3 separate regions of the Homo sapiens genome follow, and regions 1 and 2 are each linked to region 3. A link is a loop called in an ENCODE intact Hi-C map of the cell type or tissue named here. Cell type or tissue: endothelial cell of umbilical vein. All regions are shown on one strand. Region 1 overlaps HERC3 (HECT and RLD domain containing E3 ubiquitin protein ligase 3). Region 2 overlaps HERC3 (HECT and RLD domain containing E3 ubiquitin protein ligase 3). Region 3 has its middle 10 kb from the start of PIGY-DT.

Region 1 (8,000 bases), 67 kb after region 3:
CCTATTTCAAATAATGCTGGAATGAACATTCTTATACGTGTATCTTGGTGCATATGTTCATGAGTTTCTCACTGCATTGGACTGTAAGATAGCCACTAGTCACCTAGGGCTACTTACATTAAAATTTATTAAAATAAAATATTAACTATTTCAGTTCTTCACTTGTATTAGTCACATTTCAAGTACTCAATAGCCACATATACCTACTGGCTACCATAGTGGACAGTGCAAATATATAGCATTTCCATTATCACAGAAAGTTCCAAGTTTCCAGATTTTACTCATCTTTGTATCTCCATTTATTAGTATAGTACAGGAGCACCATAGATGCTTAATAAGTTGGATAATGCTGGTCATATGCCCAGCAGTGAAATTACTGTGTGGGGAGGTATCCACATCTTCATCTTCACTGGAGAATGCCAACTTGTTTTGCCAAGTGCTTATGCCAGTTTATATTCCCACCAGCTGTCTATGAGGGCCCTGGCTGTTGTATATCCTTGACTTGGTATTGTTAGACTTTTCAATTCTTGCCAGTCTCGTTGGTGTCTTTTGAAGGCAGTCCACAGCTTAAGCAGACTGCAGAGAAGTCATTCTTCCAGCTTCACAAAGCCTAGCACCAGGTAGTGAAGAAGGCACCACCTTAGAGGGGATGATCCGGGGAAGGGTAGGAGTGTTTCCTGTGTTGGCTGAGGGGGTCAGAGGACCAAAGTCCAGCTAAAGTGGAGGAGAGAGAAAACAGCAAGGAGTGGATTCACGTTGTTGAAAACTTCTCTTTGCCTTCTATGACATTTCTGTCTTTGGTAGGAACATTTTTGATAATAAGGCAAGTCATTAAAATGAATCTTCTTTGTTACCAGAGTTAATTCTGCATTTTAGTTTTGGCCCTACATTTATTTAAAGCCTGAATTTGGGGAGTATCTGCAAAGCACTGAAGGTTTTGGACATTGTCTTTTCCTGCTGTTGAAAGAGACCCTCTTCATATATACAACATTCAGGTAATTGCTTCTAAGCTTACTTGAAAGGAAGCTTATCCCTATTTTAAATGAGATTAGAAGTCCTGCCTGAGTGTTATTTTGGTCTCAGTGCCTTTCAAACAAAGGGATAAGAATGAGTTGTTAGGCTGCTGTGTGCATAGTCGCATAGTCTTATCATAAGACAAAGTTTAGGAACTGAAGGTTGTCGTTTAGCATTCAACTCACTAGAGCTAGTAAAAAGAGATTTATCTCCCCACCGCCCTCCACCCATGCCCTCTCCAGAATTTAAAAGCAAATGCACACAAAAAAACTTCCTCCTATCAACCTCAAATCCCTTTCATGAAAGTTATGGCAGATGGTTGTGATGCTACTTTGCTGTAGTGCAGATTTGGCAGAATGCAGCTAGTGCTAATTGCAGTGAGGAAGACAGGAGTCACAATCCCATCCTCTTTTGGGAATTGTCCTGTCTGCTGAAATCTCAAAGAAGAGCACTAGGAGTAGGAGTAACATTGACTAAAGCAGCTGACATTTACTGGTCACTTACTACTACATGCCAGGCACCATGCTAAGCCCTTTTTACATGCATTTTCTCATTAATCCTCACAACACTCTAGCACCTTCTCCTGATTTTGGAGCTTAAGGTGGGTAAACATCTTTCCTCAGGTTTCACAGCTAACGTGGTTAATGTAGGGCTTGGATTTTAGTTCCTTTGACCCTTAAGCTCTGCTAAGATTATCTTGAATCTCTTACCAAGAATAGATGAGAAGGACTCAGGAAAGTGCCAGGTTGACATTGAGAGAAAGTTGTACTTCAAAAGTAGTCCTTCCTTTTGTTTTGTCATGGGGAAATAAGAGGCAGGAAATGCAGCCAAGCGGGGCTGGTGTAGGTGCTGAGGGAAGTGTAGTCCTATATTTTGCAGCGAATTTCATAATTGTGTATTTTGAAGGAAAATAAAAGATTCTGCTCTTCTAGGAGCAAGCAAGAGAGTGAATGAGGAAAAATGGGTGTAAGGACCTTGGAGATCAAAATGCCCAGCGATGCAGACCGTTGCTGAAACTAGACCTTTAAAGTCATGGACATCAGCAGCTACAAGATTTAGGGGTCCAACTGGAGTGTACTTTGAAGTGAAAGCTGTGCTAATGGCTGGCTTCTCTCCAATGTGTTGAACTTCTCTCCTGAAAGCTAGATGATTTTAGTTGCTTTTTTCTTTAGTTCCGGCAGAGCATTGTGATGACCTAGGCCGTATTTATAGTTAGGATTGATAGTTTATTTACAGATACACATCTTTTTTGTGGTTGCTATTTAATTCTCTTGGTGGGCAGTTTTTATTTGACCAATTGAAGATTCCATTACTGTAACTCAGTTGGAAGAATTTTTGAAGTTTTCTTGAACAATAGTCCTTTTTATTATCTTTTTTCATAAATTGTTTTTACTAGTCAGTCAGGGATGAGGCCATACTTCAGGCTGTTTACACAGGATTGTGCTTGGCCAAAGCACCCAGAACTCAGATGACTCTCAAGGACTGACTCGTGCCAGATAAACTACAAAAAAAGCTGATAGACCCAGGACGCCAAATTAATAATGAGAATTAGAAATCCTAATAAGACTGAGATGCTTTGGTTACCTGGTCACAGTATTCTATCCCTGTAGTAGAATCTGCCCTAGAAACCAAGTTATTTAAGGTTGCTTGCTAAGCAAGGCAATTGGTTGGGTGAATTTAGTGACAACTGTTATGGAATCTGATCCACCCATCCACTTTTAGGAAAGAATTACTTAGCGGGTCAGATAGCCAGGTTGACTGATCAGGGTCCCTGTTTTCTCTGGAGAGTGGTGCAGACACATTGGGAAGTCTGGCCTTTTGGTTATCTACTTTCTAAGCTCCTTACTATACAGCACAGCATAGTGTCTCTTTCTTTTCCTTTACTTCATCTTTTTTTTGTTAGTTTCACTTTCTTCATCTGTAAATTAGAGATAATGGCAGTACCTGTCTCATAGAAGATGAAATGAGCCAACATCTGTGAAGCACATAGAAAAGTACCAGACTCAGAGTAAGCTCAAATCAGGTCTTATCTGCTGTTATTATTAATAATGTCATTATTAATATTATCAGTCAGGAGTTTCTTTTTATTGCAAGTGAAAGAAACCTGATTCAAACAAGCATAAATAAATAAGCTTAAGTAAACAAAGAAGGGACTTGTTATACTCTGTATATAGTTAGGTTCTGTAAAGTCATGGTGAATACCATATTAGTGAATACAGAGCCATTGTTTCTGAGGAAATACAGGATTAGGTTCTTGTAGGCTGTGGTCAAGAGATTTTTATCAGCCAGCTGACGCATAACCTTTTTTTATGTGTGTTTCTGTCTAGACAGCCTATTTAATATATATTTCTTACTAATATACACAATATTTCTTGGTAATAAAACACTAGTTGAGAAGGGTTTAACATTTTCTTGACCCTGTGTAATGTGACAGTGTTTTTGGCTTTCAGCCTCACATCAGTGCTATCCACTGTGATTTTTATTTTTTATGGGTTGTCATCTCATGAATCCACAGATTTAATTGCTTTTCCATTGTATCTATAGCTTCATTATGTACTCTGGATATTACTTTAGCTCTCTCCAGGGGAGGCCTCACATACAGATCAGCAGATTTCCTGTTCCATATTTTGGATGTACCCGCTTGTTGATTCATTAACATTGAACTCACAGCCAACACTATAACTCATGCATGAAAGAAACTTACCTAATACACATTTTTTTCTCTGTAAGGCACATCACAACCTTCTTGCACCTAAGAACACTAGAAGGTAGGAGAGATAAGACAAATTTATGAAATACTAAAAACGAAAAAATCCATTAATGTGGATAATAGCAATTGAGCAAGTTGGGAAAAATAAATTATTTCTAGATTATGTGAGCTTGCTGGTCTATTAGTGTATCATTAGACCACCAACCACCACCACCACTACCCTGCCAGTTTTTCATTTTATTTCTACTTCCCTCTCCACAATATTTGTAGTTAATTCAAAGAATAACATTTAATCTTAATACTTTTTTAGTGTAGAGTCTAGACAAGGAATAAAAATCTTGGGAAGAAGCAGAACTTTCTGTGTAAGACAGCAAATTGAGATTCAGTTTTATATTTTATTTTGGGCCTTTTCATGCCTTTCCTGAAAGCCTCAAGAGTTCAAAGCATACCTCAGGATTACAATAAGGCAGTTTTAAAATTGGTATATACCAATTAAGGCCATTGAGTTAAATCCAAAGTACTGTAATTGTTGTCAAGAGAGGTTGAAAGTACGAGCTTCCTCTGTGTTGTAATCTTTAATTTGTAGCCATTTGGGCATGCTTTTATCTTGGGAGAAAAGAGTTTGTCATTTTAAAAGCTGACTTTGCATAGAAGAGCCAATTAGCTGTCTCCTTCATATGTTGACAGTTCTCTCCTGTAGATTGGCTGATATATTCAGCTTTGATGTGTTCGCCTAGTATTATAATTCAAAGTAAGTCTTCACCATTTCTGTTAGAATCCATCCTCTTTTCATTAGGATGAAATGAATGTACCAATGAAAAGATTAGGGAAGACACCTTTGAAGTCTGCAATCTTGTCTTGAAATCCTGATATTTTGACCTGTAGGACCTAGAACAGTGATTCTTAATATGGAGAGACTAGCATGTTTAAGAAGTATGATTAGAAAAGGATATTCAGGGGCCGGGCGCGGTGGCTTACGCCTGTAATCCCAGCACTTTGGGAGGCCGAGGCGGGCGGATCACGAGGTCAGGAGATCGAGACCATCCCGGCTAAAACGGTGAAACCCCGTCTCTACTAAAAATACAAAAAATTAGCCGGGCGTAGTGGCGGGCGCCTGTAGTCCCAGCTACTTGGGAGGCTGAGGCAGGAGAATGGCGTGAACCCGGGAGGCGGAGCTTGCAGTGAGCCGAGATCCCGCCACTGCACTCCAGCCTGGGCGACAGAGCGAGACTCCGTCTCAAAAAAAAAAAAAAAAAAGAAAAGGATATTCAGAATTATAATTAAAATGTATATTTGGAAACCGGCTGGGCTCCGTGGCTCACACCTGTGATCCAAGCACTTTGGGAGGCCAAGGCGGGCTAATTACTTGAGGTCAGGAGTTCAAGACCAGCCTGCCCAACATGGCGAAACCCTGTCTCTACTAAAATACCAAAAAAATAGTGGGGTGTGGTGGCACACGCCTGTAATCCCAGCTACTTGAGAGACTGAGGCAGGAGAATTACTTGAACCTGTGAGGCGTAGGTTGCAGTGAGCTGAGATTGCGCCACTGCACTCCAGCCTGGGAGACAGAGCGAGACTTGGTCTCCAAAAAAAAAAAAAAAAAAAAAAAAGTATGTTTGGAAACTGAAATGTAATCTGAATGTCCTTAAGACCAATCTTCTGCATTGCTTGTTTGTTTTTAAGATGGGTCTCGCTCTATTACCCAGGCTGGAGTGCAGCAGTGCGATCACAGCTCACTGAAACCTTGACCTCCTAGGCTCAAACGATCCTCTCACCCCAGCACCCCAAGTAGCTGGGACTACAGGTGTGTCCTACCACACTTGGCTGATTTTATTTTATTTTTTGTGGAGATAAGGTCTCACTGTGTTGCCCAGGCTGGTCTCAAACTCCTGGGCTTAAGCTGTCCTCTCACCTTGGCCTCCCAAAGTGTTAGGATCACAGGTGTGAGCCACTGTGCCTGGTCACTGTTTTCTTTCATATCCAGATAAAGTGATTCAAACCCAAGGCGATGCTGATTAGAGATTTAGCGTCTTTCTCAAATTTCTAAGAATTTCCGAAGGGAAGAAGAATGTTTAGGTTCTCTTATCATGCCTCATCCAAAACTCTTGCTCAGTTGTCAGTCTTCAGGAGGGGCTCTGAGGGCTTATTTTCAAGGTTCTTTTTATTCATGCTTGGCAAAATACAGTTATTGTAAGGGTGTTGTGTCTTAACTTTGATAGAAGGTTTGGGATTCTCAAAAGTAGTTACAGAACAGGCAACAAGTTCAAACTTGAGTGTTAGACACCACTGTTCTCAAAATTCATCTGCTGTTCTCTGCCACGGAGAATCTACTGTTTACTGGCCAGGTTCCAAACTTGCAGCCATATTACAGGCTTCAATCGCTTTCTCTTTTTTTTTTTTTTTTTTTTGAGGTGGAGTTTTGCTCTTGTTGCCCAGGCTGGAGTGCAGTGGCGCCATCTTGGCTCACTGCAACCTCTGCCTCCTGGGTTCAAGCGATTCTTGTGCCTCAGCCTCCCGAGTAGCTGGGATTATGGGCACCCGCCACCACGCCCCACTAATTTTTGTATTTTTAGTAGAGATGCGGTTTCACCATGTTGGTCAGGCTGGTCTCGAACTCCTTCCTCAGGTGATCCATCTGCCTCAGCCTCCCAAAGTGCTGGGATTACAGGTGTGAGCCACCATGCCCGGCCAATCGCTCTCTCTTAATTTGCTATCTTAAATAGGAGCATCTACTGTTTTATAAGGCATGCTTGGGATTTCCCCCGTCTCCTTTCGTCTCTAAATCTTGGACCTTTCTTTCAAAACCAGAGAGGTGCATGGGGTATTTTCCTTGACAGAAGATCCACCCACTTAAGATTTCCAACTTTATCAATAGTCAGAACTTTTGAAGTTATAATATTTCATTTCTGATCAAAGCATTAGATAAAGCTTCCCCTCTTATGTCTTTGTAAGCAAAAATAATATATTGAAATAATTGATACCTTTCCCATATTAAACTCTAGGGGTTGTTCCCTCCTCCTTTCTGTTGTAGAAAAAATACTTTTGTGCCTATTATGTTGGTAATAACAATTCTCACAATTAAACTCAAGAAAGCCTTGTTGGCTGATGTGGACCTGCAGAGGCAGTAGACATGTAGCAAGAGAAAGGAAATTTAAAGACAATTAAAAAATCTTTACTGAGATATAATTCACATACCATAAAATTTACTTTTTTTTTTTTTTGATACTGAATTTTGCTCTTATTGCCCAAGCTGGAGTGCAATGGCGTGACCTCAGCTCACTGCAACCTCTGCCTCCCGGATTCAAGCGATTCTCCTACCTCAGCCTCCCGAGTAGCTGGATTACAGGCATGCGCCACCGCGCCTGGCTGATTTTGTATTTTTAGTAGAGATGGGGTCTCCCCATGTTGGTCAGGCTGGTGTGGAACTCCCGACCTCAGGTGGTCCGCCCGCCTTGACCTCCCAAAGTGCTGGGATTACAGGCATGAGCCACTACGCCTGGCCTAAAATTTACCTATTTAAAGTATAAAATTTAGGGGTTTTTAGTATATTTACCATGTTTTAAAACCATCACCACAACCTAAATTTAGAACATTTTACCACTTTCCAAAAGGGCAGGTACAGTCACTCTCCATTCTCCTCTTTCCCTCCAGTCCTAGGCAGACACTAGTCTATTTTCTAGTCTATTTTCTATTGCCTGTTCTATACATTTCATGTAAACGGAATCATATAATTTGTGGACTTTTGTGACTGGATTCTTTTACTTAGCATAATATATTTACCGTTCATCCATATTGCAGCCAAATAATATCCCATTGTATAGATATACCATGTTTTATTTAACCATTCATCAGTTGATGGACATTTTGGTTATTTCCTTTCAATATGTATAATGCTGTTGTGAACATTCCTTTATAAGTTTTTGTGTGGACGTAGTCTTGCAGTTCTCTTGGGTTTATAACTAGTAGTGAAATTGCTGGATCACATGGTATCTCTATGTTTAGTCTTTTCAGGAACTGCCAGACATTTTTATAAGCCAATGTAGTATGGTTCTAATAGCCCCACATTATCACCAACACTTGTTGTTACCTGGCCATCATTGTGGTGTGAATTGGTAGCGAGAGATGAGATTTTTTTTTGTTTGTATGAAAGGGAAACATGAATTGTTAAAAGGTAATGAAACTTTAGGCTAGGGTCAGTAATCAGGCAAAAGTTGATTACCTGCTAAATAGAAGAGGTCTGTGTTATACTGTGGTCTCTGTTGAAGGAGATTAAAAT
Region 2 (8,000 bases), 80 kb after region 3:
TCCCTTTCCTGTAAAAGGAGTAGACTTCCTGTTCTAATCAGATAGTTCTTGGTGAAGGGGATTCACATGATAAAGAAGACACCACAAAACTGCTGGTAGTGTTACAGACAGAGAAATATGTTACAGGAAAGGGGTCCCGATCCAGACCCCAAGAGAGGGTTCTTGGCTCTCTCAAGAAAGAATTCAGGGCAAGTCCGTGGTACAAAATGAAAACAAATTTATTAAGAAAGTAAAGGAATGAAAGAATGGCTACTCCATAGACAGAGCCCTGAAGTCTGCTGATTGCATATTTTTATGGTTATTTCTTGATGATATGCTAAACAAGGTGTGGATTATTCATGCCTCCCCTTTTTAGACCATGTAGGGTAACTTCCTGCCGTTGCCATGGCGTTTGTAAACTGTCATGGCGCTGGTGGGAGTGTAGCAGTGAGGACAACCAGAGCTCACTCTCGTGGCCATTTTGGTTTTAGTGGGTTTTGGCTGGCCCCTTTACTGTAACCTGTTTTATCAGCAAAGTCTTTATGACCTGTATTTTTTGTTGACTTCCTGTCTCATCCTGTGACTTAGAATGCCTTACCTGGGCCAGGTGCAGTGGCTCACGCCTGTAATCCCCGCACATTGGGAAGCCGAGCTGGGTGGATAACGAGGTCAGGAGTCCGAGACCAGCCTGACCAACATGGTGAAACCCCATCTGTACTAAAAATACAAAAATTAGCCGGGCATGGTGGCGCGTGCCTGTAATCCCAGTTACTCAGGAGGCTAAGGGAGGAGAATTGCTTGAACCCGGGAGGCAGAGGTTGCAGTGAGCCGAGATCACGCCACTGGCACTCCAGCCTGGGGGACAGAGCGAGACTCCGTCTCAAAAAAAAAAAAAAAAAAGAACGCCTTACCCGTCTGGGAATACAGCCTAGTAGGTTTCAGTCTCATTTTACCCAGCTCTTGTTTAAGATGGAGTTGCTCTGGTTCACACGCCTCTGACGGTAGCCAGTGATGGCCACCCTCTTCCCACCCTCCTTGTCTGTCTTCTCTGTGGCTTGGTCTTCTATCAGGCAGCCTCACTGCAGAGTCAGTTGCTCAGATATGCCTCAGTGCACACCTTGGTCTTGGAACTTGGGGGAGAGGATTCACCCTGGGGTAGCAGCTGGGAAAGGAAGCAAAAACCTCGCAGAACAATGATAGCAAAGATCTGTAGAAGGCATCATAATGAATACATCTGAGTGCAACGAGACATTTCTCTAGCACAGCCTCCTGATGCAGCTCCAAGGAGCTAATGGTAGGTGTTGCTGGGCCTCTGGATGTGAGTGAGCTCTGGCAAAGCAGCCGCACTGCGTCTGTCTGCATACTGGGTCAGCTGGCCCTCAGTCATCCTGCAGACGCCCTCCCCACAGGGCTGAGTGACTGCAAGAATCCCAAGCTAGAGGTGTGCCAAGAAGGCTTTGGGATTCAGCCTCGGAATCCAGCCCATGCTTGTGATCTAAATTTGGAATAAGGCAGGCTGTAGTGTAAATTACAAGAGATTCCAGAAATTTCTGTTGTTGGTTAAGCTTGTCTGTTAATTATAAACTCCATAGCAGCTTGGAATAATGCCTCTTTGAATGGAAAGATTATGTGGGTGGGTGCCTCCCTCTCTCCATTTAACTTTTTCGTTGGTAGGTGTGTTCTAAATCTGGATATGATTTGCGTTTGTTTTTAATGAGTGGGAAGAAGAGAATGAACTTGTTTTCTGTGTTTGCTTATTGAGAACCATGACCTGGAGAGCTGCTAGACATGGAAGGGAAGTCTGTGGCAGGCCTAGTTTGTTACAGGTATCTGTTGGTCTTGGCCCACAGGAATGCTACCCCCAAGTAGCTTCTGTGGTATTTGGGAAGGGAACATGATGGAAGGCCCCTTCCTTAAAAGAGGATTTTTCTGGGGGTTATGGGCAGGTCTGTGATTTCAGCTTGGTATCATTGCCCAGATTGGTTGACTTTGAAATATGAAGGATTTTAAAAAGTGAGTGTATGACTGTTCCTCTAAGGCTTTGAGAGTGTGAAGAAGTGAGTTGAAGGAGTTAATTCCATGGTGGCCAACTCCAAGTGGCTTACAGAGTTTTGAACCCAAGTGGCAAACTTAAGTTTCTTTTTCTTGCTTTGCAGTACTGGCTGTGAATGGAGTAATGCCTGACCATCAACACTTACTTTGCTGATTGGACTTGTTAATATTTCTAGTCCTAGCAGGGTGTCCACCAGCATGGGTATGGTCATCTAGCACTAGTCTGGAGGAGAATTTATTTCATTGCCTTGAAACTTTGTTTCCTGTTAAAATGCAAACAACCCTGGGAGCCACATAATCTGACCTTCCTGAGGGGAAGGAAAGTTGAAAGAAGGTACTGGTGTAGGAGATGCACCTGGACAAGTCTTCTAATGTGTGCCTTGATTCTGTCCTGCTAGTCATCATATACCATGTTATACACTCTGTCTCTAACTGGTTCAGCTGCAAGGCACATCAATTCATTTTTTTGGGATGCATTCTGTAGATGTGCCAGAGCAGTGATATAAAGCACCTCTCAGTGATTCTAAGGGTTTTGGAGATCCTTTTTTTCCTTCTTAAGAATATGTAACAGTTAACTATTGCTGTTGCTGACCCTGAGACTACTGTGGTTTCTTTGTACTCTCATTTCTGTACTTCTCACATTAGCAATACCCTTATGTGACCAACTGTGTGTGTGTGTGTGTGTGTGTGTGTGTGTGTGTGTGGTAAGAAGGAGGCATTTCAAAGATACATCAAATTCTGAAACTCCTGGTTATTCAGGCCCCAGATATTTTCCCAGTGTGTCAGGCAGCACACAGAGTTCTAGCTTAGGTGTGTCCATGACTCATTTGTGATTTGGCCAAGGGCATAGAGGCCTGTGATTCCCAGAAGCATTTTTCAGATGTAGTATATTAAGCCCCATCTAAACTCAATTTCCAGCTTTAAAAAAAAGTATTGGATTATAAGTCTTTTGCACATTCCTCTCTCACATGACTTTTCTCTCCTTCATTCTCACCTTTGCATTCAGACATATACCTCATCCCTCCCCGACAAAGCAGACAGAGTTTTTGTGATTGGAGTCATCATAGGGTTATTACTAATTTCCTTATGGTTTTTGTCCATGAATTTATTTTATAATTTTCTAAGACATAAAGTTACAGAGCTGGCATTTTAGGAAGTCTTGTGTGCCTTCCCCACTTTTTTTTTAATAAAGCAAGCAAACAAAACATAAGCTTTTTTTTCCTGAATGTTATTTTTTATAAGTGACTAAGTGGACATTAAGTAAATCTTGAGCTCTTTTATTAAACTAGAGACTGGTTGTCCATAGAAAGGATTCAATAAATACCTTAATTTACCATGCCTCTCATATTCCTACCTAGCCACATTGTAAACAGTACTCTTCAGCTAAATGAATAGTTCTCCTTTCCTCATACATACTCTGATTTCTAATATTGGGATTTTAGGGTAAGCTAATCTCTGTGTTATTAGGGATATCTGAACTTACATAAGTGTCTTCTAATCTTTCTCCCTATCTTGAATAGACAAGAACCGTGGTAGGGGCAGTTATTTAGTGTAATCTAATTTGACTCTGCTAAATTTTAAAATTCTCTGTAGACATACCAGGAAATCTTCTTATAGCAGAGCCCAAGGGTAACAATTTATAAGCAAGCTCTAACATTTCTGTGCAACTCTATTTGATTCATCTCTGTGATTGGTTCCTTTTACTTTCTCCTGAGTTAGTTTCCCTCTTGCAGGTAATTTAATCCAATTCACATTCGCACTTTGTATTCAGTCTAAGCATTTCCCTAATGCCCATCACCATATGTAACAGCTTTCCTGCTGTTTGATAAATGAGGTTTATAAAGCAGAACGTCCAAAAGCTTCAATTCCCAAACTGTGCTTGCTTCTAACCATGGTAGAAGTAATGCTTTCAACCAGCTTCTCAGGTTGCTCTCGGGCATCTGAAGGGCGCAATAACTCTGTCATGTTAATCAGCTCTTGCTGAAAAGCAAACCAGCTGAGCTGAAAGGAAATAGAAGGGACCCTGTAATGACTTCCTGTTATTGAAGTGCGTGTTTCTATGGGCATAACGCTGATATAAAAGGCAGAATGTGCCATAGGAAGTGTTCAGATCTCAACATTGCACTTGTTAGGGCCCCATCTGTTCCTTATTAGGAATGGCAGGTGGTTCAGGAGGCTGTGCACCCCTTTCTGATTTTGGTGATAATGGTTATAATCAAAACTAGTAGGATGTCTTGCCTCCTTTGATAGCTAGGTAGATGACTTTCTGGTTCAGAGGTCTAAGGATCAGGAGAAACTGTCATTTAATAATTTTATTGTGGGATAATTGATCGGAATTTTTTTTCTGTCTGATACTCAGCCTACATTCTATAAAGATACTTGAGTGTTTTAGAAAATGTGTACTTATTAATGAGCATACTTGTTAGTGTGAGGTATTTGTGACTTTTAAAAACCTGCAGTATTACTTTTAAGTAATTAACAAAATGGTTTGCTTCGTGAAACAAGAATTTTAGTTAATTTGTTAATTATAAAAGTGGTTAATGATACATATATAAGCTCTCTTTATTTCTGATATGCTTAGCATTTTTAAGCTGATTAATCCTCATGATAGCTTTGTAAAGTAGGTCAGTATTATTATCCAAGGTATATGTAAAGGAGGAAAGAAAAGGGAGTTGAGTTTGAGTCTTGCTTAGGTACTGACAGTTTGGGTTTAATAATCCTAGAATTTTGTTCACAGACATTTTTGTAACCTCAGGCTGATTGAGAATGGCTGATAAGATTTTATTGTCAAACTTGTTTACATTTAATTTCCACTCAGTACTTATTAAAGAAACAAAAAAGATATAAACTTGCCCACCCAGAAGCTTGTATTCCTTAATTTATTGTTTAAATACAAATATGATCAAGGTACTTTGGTAAAAGGTACTAAGAAACAATTCCCTTTTTATCTTGAAACCCATTAGACTACTGTTTGTCAGCTGCCTTTTTAAGCTCTTTTGAGCACCAAATAAAAAGCACACATGATAATTCATATTTCAGGCTGATGTATTTTGTCTTGCTATTTGCCTCTTGTTCTTTGTTTTTTTATTTTCTTGAATTATTTACTTCTTATTCAGTCACTGATTCAGCAGACATTTACTGAGTGACTAAACTTCTAGATTCCTCATTTGTTTTAAATACTCTTACAACACAACAAATTAGTGCAGATCCCACCCTTTGGGCATTTATAGACCAGGTGAGAATATAAGATATACCCAAAAAGGTTATATCCTGCAGTTCAGCAGGTGTCAAACAGGTGATACAGGTCCTATGTGTGTCAAAATAAGTGTCCTGCAGTGAAGAGATAGGTCACCAACAGTACTGAATTCTGAATTCTAACAAATGTCATCTTCTATACCTACACACATTATAAGGTTCACATTTATCTTAAGTTTGTGAGCTTGTTGGAGGAGCGAATTGTAACATTTTGGAGAAGGGGCAGCTTTGGAGATGGTTTCAGGATTCTAGGGATGTTCAGCGATTTTTGTAAATCCACCCTTTAATTCTGAATTTTTGTGTTACAATAGCAATTTTTTAGTTTGGCAATTTTGATGATTTCATCTAGGTTGGTGATCTATGATCTTTATAGATCTGGGGTAGGTAGAATGTTGTAGTTTATCAGCCTGAATGGGGTATATCTGGTCAGCTGATATTTTACATCTCTTCAAGGGCTACTGGAATTCTTTGTATGTCTTTTTGAGTGAATGCCATTTGTGATAGCATGTAATGTTGAAATCTTTGATAACCCTCTAACAGATGTATGGTCTCATATCCTTGTAGACTTTCCATCATTTTTTCACTTATTATTAAAATATGCATTGAAATTTCTATTATAATTATTAACTGACTTGCAACAACTGAAATCATGATTGTGAATAATTTTAATTTAGAGTATTAGCTAATTATGGAGGCAGTATAATGAATAAGAGCATGGACTAGCTGTGTGACTTGGAGAAAGTTGCTTAAACTCTACATGTCTTAGTTTCCTTAGTTGTAAATGTAGATAATAATGTCTACTTATTAGGGTTGTGAAGATTTAATACATTGCCTATCAGATACTTGGAATAATGCTTGGCTTATAGTAAACACTCAATTAGTACTAGCTATTATTATTTATTCTTATTTTTAATTTGAAAAAATAATTGCTGATCTCTATTTCATTCCAATTTTAGTGTATATGCTGCCAAAGCAAGTACTAGCTATTATCATTATTTGTAGTAGCAGTAGTAGTAATTTGTGTTGACACTTTTCATTACAATTGTTTTTATCCTGCTATTCCAGCATATTAACAAATTAATACATTCATGACAAATACATACAGTTTCTAGATGTATACAAACATATACATCTATAAATTGTGTTGGTCACTTTTATAGATTCCCTTAATACTACAGGATCTGATGAATGATATGGACATTCAGCTGAGGAAGATGTTATAAGTTAGGGTTGTTAAGGGAGAGTTTATATTATGTTCATTTTTATTTTAGGTTTTAAAGGATAAGTCTATTTTCTTTATTGTTAATTTTTGCAGTTCTTTACTTTATTGTTCTCATGAAAAGTACCTTACATATGTTGGGTACACTGTAAAACTGATTATCCACATATGGACATGCATACATACATCTTCTCTCTATGCAATTGTTACCATTACTTCCAGCATTCTCATCCAAAATGGCAAAGATAAGGGAATCAAATTAGGTCGCTGTGGGCACTGTGGTACACCAGGGACTACTTTATGGTGCTCCTGAAAGTCTTGTAGTGGTTTGGCACCAGTTAGCTGGGTAGTATGATCTTGTCATAGGCTTAGTAAATAGAGTGCAATCCACTGGCTCCTAGCCCAGCTGAAATCTTTGGGCAGTTACTGTAGACTTCCAGTTAGCTGTGATGGGGGTGAATCTTTGGATGGAGAGATAAATGACCTGAAAGAATGCAAGTGATTTTCCTTTCTGCATCCTTCAGTTGCCTAAGAAGAGCTCACTCTGGAGTCTAAACCTACATGATCTCTGTTTTTGTTTGTTTGTTTGTTTGTTTGTTTTAGTGGTAATGTATTAGTCGCTATGCTTGCAGTTTCAAGTAACAACAGAATGCTAAGCTGTGTCATGAACAATGAGTAAAATTTATCATCTCACATGAGAAGAGGTATTTCTAGGATAGGCTAAGTCAGTAGCACAGTTGCCTCATGTGTTTCCCATCTTTCTGTTCTGGAGTGGAATTTTGTAGTGATGCAGAGATTTATTCTTCCTGCCAAATCTCTAGCCTACTAGTGTGGGTGTAAGATTTTTCTGGGCCTCATTTAAAGCCTGCATATATTCCCCAAGTGCTTTACCAGCCAGGGTCAGCCTTGCCACTATGCCATGTTTTTTTGGGCGCCAGAATTGGCTTGTTATGTTGAAAGTATTATTTTCTCTCATGATATTTTTCTCCTTTAGTACGCTTCACTATTGAAATGCCTGTAGGCCCAGCTTCCCAGGAGTTTGAGGCCAGCCTGTGCAATATAGTAAGACCCTGTCTCCAAAAAAAAAAAAAAAAAAAAAAAAAAGAAATTGAGAACCTTCTCTGAGGACAAGTCACAACAGCATCTCAGCCTGTTGACTCTTTTTGGGAGTTGTTGGTACTGCTAGGAAGAGGGTTATAAGGTTCTATCTCATTTTCTTCTTTTCAAAGTCATACTAATAAGAGCTTGCAGAGAGCCCTTAACAACAACAACAACAAAAACAAACAAAATCCCCAACATTTTCCACTTCAAATAGATTTGTGATTAGTTTATCACATTAAAGGAGTCTTTAATTTATTGGTTTGGAATTGGCCTCATACTATATGAACTGTGCTGATCATGATGAAATTAAGTAGATTGTGCTGATTGAAACAGCAAGTTCTACATTCTGCCTATACACAGAGGCTGTTTGGGCACAAAGTCAAAATAGGGAGGC
Region 3 (8,000 bases):
CCAGCTGAGTGTGGTGGCTCACGCCTGTAATCCAGCACTTTGGGAGGCTGAGGCAGGCGGATCACCTGAGGAGTTCAAGACCATCCTGGCCTGGCCAACATGGTGAAACCCTGTCTCTGTTAAAAGTACAAAACATTACCTTGGTGTGGTGGCAGTGCCTATAATCCCAGCTACTCAGGAGGCTGAGGCAAGAGAATTGCTTGAACCAGGGACGTGGAGGTTGCAGTGAGCCAAGATCGTGCCACTGCACTCCAGCCTAGGTGACAGAGTGAGATTCCGTCTCCAAAAGAAAAAAAAAAAAGCTATCCCTATTTTCAAGATGTTTATAATCTTAAGTGGAATAAACAGCACAGGATAAAGTTAAATAGAAAATTCAGGTTTACATATAATGCATTCTTTCGTGTATTCATTCAACATTTGTTGAACTTATACTGTATATGAGGCTCACAAAGAAGGCTGTGCCTAAGGCCTAAGGAGGGCTTAGGGGAGTGTCAGTATAGGTCTTATAGCCGTAAGAAATTATTTACTGAGACCTCAGGGGACACCCATTTTATCTCCTTTCCTCATTTTTTAATCCACAAAAACAATTTTAACTTTGCAAGTAGAATATAAAAGTTTGCTAGGCAGAGATGAGTATGATGAGCCATCAATACTATACTACAGCTCAGGTAAGAGTGAATAATGTGGACTTGAGTAAATATTGTAGGGCTGCATATTAATATACATTTTAAATGGCTTCTGTGTATAACATTTCAAAACTGATCACGAAAATGGCCAGGTTTGAGCTTAAGCCTAAAAGTTCAACATAATTAAGATATCAATATATGGAAAGAGGAATAGTATTTTATTTTTATTCTTTTTGAGACAGAGTCTTGCTCTGTTGCCCAGGCTAGAGTGCAGTGGTGCGATTTCAGCTCACTGCAACCTCTACCTCCCAGGTTCAAGTGATTCTCCTGGCCTCAGCTTCCCAAGCAGCTGGGACCACAGGTGTGTACCACCACATCACGCCTGGCTAATTTTTTTGTATTTTTAATGGAGATGGGGTTTTGCCATGTTGGGCAGGCTGGTCTTGAACTCCTGGCCTCAGGCGATCTGCCCTCCTCAGCCTCCCAAAGTGCTGGGATTATAGGCGTGACCCACCATGCCTGGCAGGAATAGTATTTTTAAAAATTTTTTAAATTTTTAAAATTTAAAATTTTTTTAAAATTTTTTAATTTAAATTAAATTGTTGTTGTGCTATGTTGCCCAGGTTAGTTGAACTGGCCTCAAGCTGTCCTCCCCCCTCAGCCTCCCAGAGTTCTGGGATTACAGGCATGAGCCACCGTGCACAGCCAATAGTATTTCTTAATGGGAGTCATCACCACTATTTTGTTCTTTAAAATATCCTATTCATACATATTTTGAAATATAAACTTTAAAAATAAGCGTTCACTAAAACTATAAATATATCACAAGAAAATATCCAGATAAGCAACTCCACATGATATTAATTTGTCTATTTAGAACAAATGAAATCAATAAAAAATTTGCAGTTCTTTCCAACTCTGCTTGAAATCTGTGGCAGCTGTTGCTCTCTCAACCTCCATCTGAAGATGAGCTGTTGCTCTCTCAACCCTCCTATTTGAAGAAGTTGGAAAACGAACAAGTACATTTTCCAGACTCCTTTATAGATAGGGTTCTGGCTATGAAATAGACTCTGCCAGCTAGATACACACACGTGAAATTTGAAAGGGAGGCAGAGATGAGCTTCCTGCAGCAGGGAGAGTTGACACGCAGGTTCTGACAGACACAGGATTTGCATGGGTTAGATGAATGCTGCACTCTCTAGATGCAAGGGGCAGTGTCTTCTTAGCACAGGGCAGCTGTGGCAGCCACAGCAGTGGTTGCAGTAACAGTTTCTTCTGGGTCACAGCTATTAGAGCATTAGCTTAACACCAAAACTCCAGAAGCAGCCCCCTGTTTCTGCTTTTCCAGCCATTTTAATGAATTTATAAACACATAGTTCTGTATATTAAATTCCTATATACTGGAAATTCCTAGAACAATTTCTTTTTCCTACACTGAACCCTGACTGGTCAACTACCCCAGAGTGTAGATGTGATCATAAAATATGTAAATCACTTAGAATAGTGATTAATATATAGTAAAGAATAGTGGCCTGAAACACTATATAGATATCTATATAGATATATTTATAAAACAGGAGATTTATTACAGGAATTGACTTACACAATTACGGAGGCCTGGAAGTCCCATAATCTGCCCTCTGCAAGCTGGAAAACCAGCGGGAGAAAGCTGGTGATATAACTCAGTCCAAGTCCAAAGGCCTGAGAACCACGGGAGCCAACAGTGTAGGTCCAGATCAGAGCTCAAAGGCTCTAGAACCCAGCACCAGTATCTGAGGGCAGGGGAGTATATATGGCTGTCCCAGCTCAAATGAGAAGCAAATGCACCCTTCCTCCACCTTTTTATTCTATTCAGGCTCTCATAGGATTGGATGATGTCCATTCACATAAGTGAGTGCAGATCTTCTTTACTCAACCTATAAATTAAAATCCTAATCTCTTCCAGAAACACCCTCACAGATACAAACACAAATAATGTGTTACCAGCTAACTAGGCATCCCTCAGCTCAGTCAAGATGTCACATAAAACTAACCATCACATTGGCCCATTATAATAGAAAATAAAAGGTCCTGATCAGAATTACTAAAAAGAATGAAGAGTAGAAGTACTAACAAGTACTCAGGAAAACAATCATCCTCTGGACGTAGAGTTGTAATATTTAGGAAAACAATGTGGGGAATTTTCTTTTTGCAAGGGTTCAAGGGAGAGCTTGAGGAAGAGGCAAGATAACTTACCTCTTGTACTAATCCCATATGTATTAGAGTTCTCTAGAGGGACAGAACTAATAGGATAGATGAATATACGAAACGGACTTTATTAAGGAGAATTGACTCACACGGTCACCAGGTGAAGTCCCACAGCAGGCCATCTGCAAGCTGAAGAGCAAGGAAGCCAGTCTGAGTCCCAAAACCTCAAAAGTAGGGAAGCCGACAGCGCAGCCTTCAGCCTGTGGCCGAAGGCCGGAGAATCCCTGGCGATCCACTGATGTATGTCCAAGAGTCCAAAAGCTGAAGAATTTGGGGCCTGATGTTTGAGGGCAGGAAGCATCCAGCATGGGAGAAAGATGAAGGCCAGAAAACTCAGCAGGTCTGCTCATTCCACCTTCTTCTGCCTGCTTTATTCTGCCCACGCTGGCAGGTGATTGGATGGTGCCCACCCACATTGAGGATGAGTCTGCGTCTCCCAGTCCACTGACTGAAATGTTAATCTCCTTTGGCAACACCCTCACAGACACACCCAGGAACAATACTCTGTATCCTTCAATCCAATCAAGTTGACACATTATTAACCATCACACCATGGAAAATTCTGATTTTATAAATAAAATTGAAGGGATAAAAGGAGGCAAAACGATGTCACCTGAGACCTATGTGAGTAATTTGATGCTACTCATACTACTATCCCCTGCCCTTTCTCAAGGTTTTCCTTGTCATGATGCAGACTAGCTTGGAAGGGGACCGGTGAGAAACAGCATGCCAAAAGCCTTTGTAATTTCTCTTTCACATCTGGCTGTTCACCATTTCTTACAATTTGTTTCTTCATAAGTCTTCTGGCTTTCAGCACTTTGATCTTAATAGTCATGATTCTAATCTAGGCCTCAATGATTTAAAGTTGTGGCTAACTTCATACATAGTCCTAATTTCTTTATCTCTACTTTTCTAACATTTTTCCCTTTAAAATCCCAATAATAAAACTTTCTTCTTTATCGTTCTTACTGGCAACTTTGTTCAAAATTTCACAAAAAGAAAAGTTATTTATGCTTGGTTTTAAAGTGCTATGTACCTTCACTATCACCCAGGTTTCTTAGCTTCTATCTTTTTTTACTCCCTTCCTCCCTCTTTCTACCTCCCATTCCTCCTTCTTCTCCACTGCCCTCCTGCTAATGGATAAATATGATCCATATCATCTGACAGTGCTTTTCAAACTTGAATATGCATATGAGTCACCTGGGAATCTTGTTAAAATGCAAATTCTGACTCATTATGACTAGGATCATACTGAATAGGAGGCTTGAAATCTTTTCTTAACAGCTTCCGGATGCTGCTGCTGAATCGCAGACCACACTTTTAGTAGCAAGACTCCAGAACACTGGTTTTTCAACTGGAATGATTTTGAACCCCAGGAATATTTGGCAATGTGTGGATGTATTTTTGATGGTTACAACTGGGGTGGTGCTCCTGGGCAGAGGCCAGGGATGCCACCAAGCATCTTACCATGCACAGGACAGCCCCTCACGACAAAGAATTAACTGGCCCAAAATGTCAACAGTGACCAGGCTGAGGAATCCTGCTCTAGAATGATTTTAAACACTATAATTACCCAGTGGCATCTTCTATTAGTCTAACAGTTTTGTTTTTTTTTTCCTAGAAAAAAACTTTCCAGTCCTCTTCCCTCTACTTAGTCAGTTCCTGTGACTAAAAGGATCTCATACTGCAAGGCTTTTTTTCCCCAAACGTCTACCATTTCCTTTTCCAATTTATTAAATGAAAGTTATGAATGGAATTTTTCATGGCATTAACATGATTTTAAAAGCCTCATGCTCTCAGAAAAAAATAAAAAATTAAGACAGCAAGTTTACAGCTTTGAAATGTGTGATTCTATATGGCTTTTTTATTATCCAGGTTTAAGCTAGTGCATTATGGTACCTTTGAAAACAACTGAAGTAATTCTCAAAATAATAATCAATAGGTGTTTTACTTTGTGTGTGTTTTCAATGACTGTTCAGGTTGTAGCCATCAAATAGTCCATAGTGTAAAAGGAAATGAACCTCCAAAAGAAGTATTTTTTTGTATTCAGATGAAGAAGATGGGGATATTGTAAAAGCTCTTTTATTACAGAAAGCTGTGTTTTCCATAGTTGAAGAGAGTCAGGAATTTGACAACTTTAACTTGATTTGACTCTCCAGTGATGTAGCTAACACAAGAGTTATTGCATATGAAAAAAATAGATAATTTTTACCAGAATCATGGCTAGATGAAAGTAAATTGAGTCCTGAGTATTTTTATTGAAACTATGGTCACAATTCCAAGTTTTTGAAAGTCTGCTTTTCCTAGTTTTCTAAGCCTGTCAGGCATCTTTGACTGACTCAGAGACCAACCTTGAACTTACACCTGGCCTGCCAGCACCTAGGGCACTGCCCTGGGATTCCCACTCTGCCCTGCTTTCTTCTTGATTTCATTGCAATGGAAAATACGACTAAATATTTCAGTAGTTTGAGTTTGGTCTAGTCATTAGGGACATTTTATTTTAATGTAAAGATCTTACTGAAAAGTACTTTAGTCACCAACTTAGAGAATTCATAAACTGAAAAATGTTATATAAGGTGACTAAATCAGAATGATCTTCTTAAATTTACTATCCACTCACCTACACTTCCCCAGAAAACTCTCCTTGTTCTGTATTGAACTTAGTAAATGATACCACCATCTTCTGAGTCACCTGGGCTGAGGTCTGAAGTCATGATGGACTTCATCTTTTCACCTCCCACATCCAATCACATGATGAAGGGCATCCCAAGGCAGGAGGACAGGAGCAAGTGTGTCAGCTCAGGTCTCTCTTCCTCTGCTTATAAAGCCACCAGTCCCATCATGGGGGTCCCACACGAATGACCTCATCTAATCCCAATTACCTCTCAAAGGCCCCACCTCCAACCAACAGATGAATTTGGCACTTAAGTTTCCAATACAAGACATTTGGAGGACATATTCAAACCACAGCACTCCTGAAATCTCTTACAGAAATATTACAGAGTAGAAATAATGCAAATGTTTCTTATGTCATAATGTAAGATAGAAAGATGGGAGTGCATCCAATTCTTGGTTCCATTTCCTTATTACAATAAACACAAATCATCTCATGGGGCTAGGATGACCTACCTCAATGCACCTTGCTTTGCATGTAATAGTTTAACAAATTAGTTATTCACTGATGCACTCAAGTGGCCAAAAGCTCCCAGATGATTTCCCTAGGTTTGTGCAAAAGCTTCTGGCATAGTGGCTTATGAGGCCCTCCAGCAACTGGCCCCAGACTGTCTCCAGCATATTCTCTCACTGTGGCCACTTCTCATCTTGAATTCAGCCATTCTGAACTATTTGTTGTCCCCATAATAGCCTGTTTCATAGCTCCATGTCTTTTGTTCATGCCATTTCTTCTGCCCAGAATATCTTTACTCCATTGTCCCTCTAAACCACTACTCAGCTTTTAAGACCCAATTCAAACACAGACACTTTTATGAAGATTTTTCTAACTCCTTCCTTCTCCCTGCTTCCTGGGAATTGACCATCAATCCCTTGTATACAACAGTAAACTACCCTACCCCGACACATACTCACTCACTCACTCACTCTTATTATAACATTTATTACTTCTTTACAAGTATTCTTTTATATGTCTGTCTCCTGTACTAATCTAGAAGATCCTTTAGGTCACATACCATGTGTATTTTATTTCTTTATCCCTAAATCTAGCACAGTGGCTGGCACATAGTATATGTTTAATAAACACTTGTAAAATGAATGTAATATGTCTAGTACCAAATGTTGTTCCTCTTAACTTGCCAATAGAAAAAAATATTACACAGTTACAGAATCTGCTTGTAATTTAGCTACCTGTGAAAAGAAAAGCACAATGAATTTTTTTTCAATTTAGAGAAATTCAAAACATATAAACTCTTTCCCAATCTGATTATAATTTTGAGTAATATGTTAGGGTGGAGGTGCTAGAAGGAGTACTCTATCAGAGCTGTCTTCTAAATTATTTTCTGCCTGGGATTATATATTTTTAAAACACACACTAAAGTTATAAAAATACGACCAAGAATTCTTATATACTTTCACCTGGATTTCTTAAATTAACAGATTTCTGTAGCTAGATTTTAAAAAACTGACAGCAACTTGCAGACATGAGGTTCATTTACACTTTAACACTTCAAAACAAAATGAAAACCAAAACAAAATATATTCTCTTACATCACCACAGGACAATTATCAAAATCAGAAAATTAATATTTATACAATATTACTGTATAATTTATGAATTTAAATTTCACCATTTGTTCCCTTAATGTATTTTTATAGCAAAAGGAAAAGGATTTCTGGTCCAAGATCCAATCCAGGATGAGACATGACTTTTAGTCATCACGTCTCATTCATCTCTTGTAATCTGAAACAGTTCATTGGTCTTTTTTTGTCTTTCATGACCTTGATGTTTTGAGGCATTATGGGAAGTTTACTTGCAGCAAGTCTATTCCTCAATTTGGATGTGTCTGATATTTCTTCATGATTAGATTCAGGTAATATATATTTTTAAGTTACACATTTTTTGCCAGGATACCACAGAAGTAACACTGTGTCATTTTTAGTGCATCCTACCAAGAATTATTACTGGTTATGCTAACTCTGATCATTTGATTAAAGTGGTCCGTTTAAGTTGTCACTACTGTAAATTACTGTTTTCCTCTATGTAATCAATAAGTAGCATACAGGGATGAGGTTATATTGAAGGCTAAACAAAAGAGAGACCAAGTGTTCCTCTGTGTTCTAAATAGAAATTGTTTAGCTGTGTTATTTGGCCTTCTTAGAGATTACATATAAAAATCAAAAGACTTTAAAATGGTGATCTTCTGACATTTTTAGTGCTTTAGCTGCAAAATTATTTATAAAAACAAGATGTAGCTCTGAAATCCATAGCACTGAATATTAAAGCCTTAAGTAAATGGGAGATCTGCATTTAGCAGCCCCTCAGGGATGAAGCTCGAATAGCAGCAGAACTGTTGTTTCTGTGACACTGTGCATTTGGCTCACAGCTAGATCACTTGTCAAAAACCTTCTGACAGGAAGATAATGTCCTATGTTATTAGCCATACTTTACAATCA

What was found. A loop is a pair of places that touch in the nucleus more often than their neighbours do. Peaks named below come from ENCODE experiments on the same cell type or tissue, not always from the same donor. Only the 100,000 strongest peaks of a DNase experiment are listed, where the experiment ranks them.
Region 1: it touches region 3 in a loop (4-fold over the local background); 37 of 110 quality-filtered maps call a loop at or near these places.
Region 2: it touches region 3 in a loop (5-fold over the local background); 7 of 110 quality-filtered maps call a loop at or near these places.

Annotation. Positions count from the first base shown.
Region 1 is chr4:88,597,093-88,605,092 of GRCh38, forward strand. The region is part of intron 2 of HERC3 (HECT and RLD domain containing E3 ubiquitin protein ligase 3); the gene reads left to right. Among named protein-coding and RNA genes, the nearest start is that of HERC3, 8.6 kb to the left of the region's middle. RefSeq lists an enhancer at 4,019-4,709. In endothelial cell of umbilical vein, no CTCF peak of the experiment used is centred here; DNase peaks (open chromatin) are centred at 2,459 and 3,279; H3K27ac peaks cover 3,445 bases.
Region 2 is chr4:88,609,593-88,617,592 of GRCh38, forward strand. All of the region lies in intron 3 of HERC3 (HECT and RLD domain containing E3 ubiquitin protein ligase 3), which reads left to right. Among named protein-coding and RNA genes, the nearest start is that of HERC3, 21 kb to the left of the region's middle. In endothelial cell of umbilical vein, no CTCF peak of the experiment used is centred here; DNase peaks (open chromatin) are centred at 2,809 and 4,039; H3K27ac peaks cover 4,268 bases.
Region 3 is chr4:88,530,007-88,538,006 of GRCh38, forward strand. It overlaps a transcript of HERC3 not described here. Among named protein-coding and RNA genes, the nearest start is that of PIGY-DT, 10 kb to the left of the region's middle. In endothelial cell of umbilical vein, no CTCF peak of the experiment used is centred here; DNase peaks (open chromatin) are centred at 4,115 and 4,605; H3K27ac peaks cover 2,730 bases.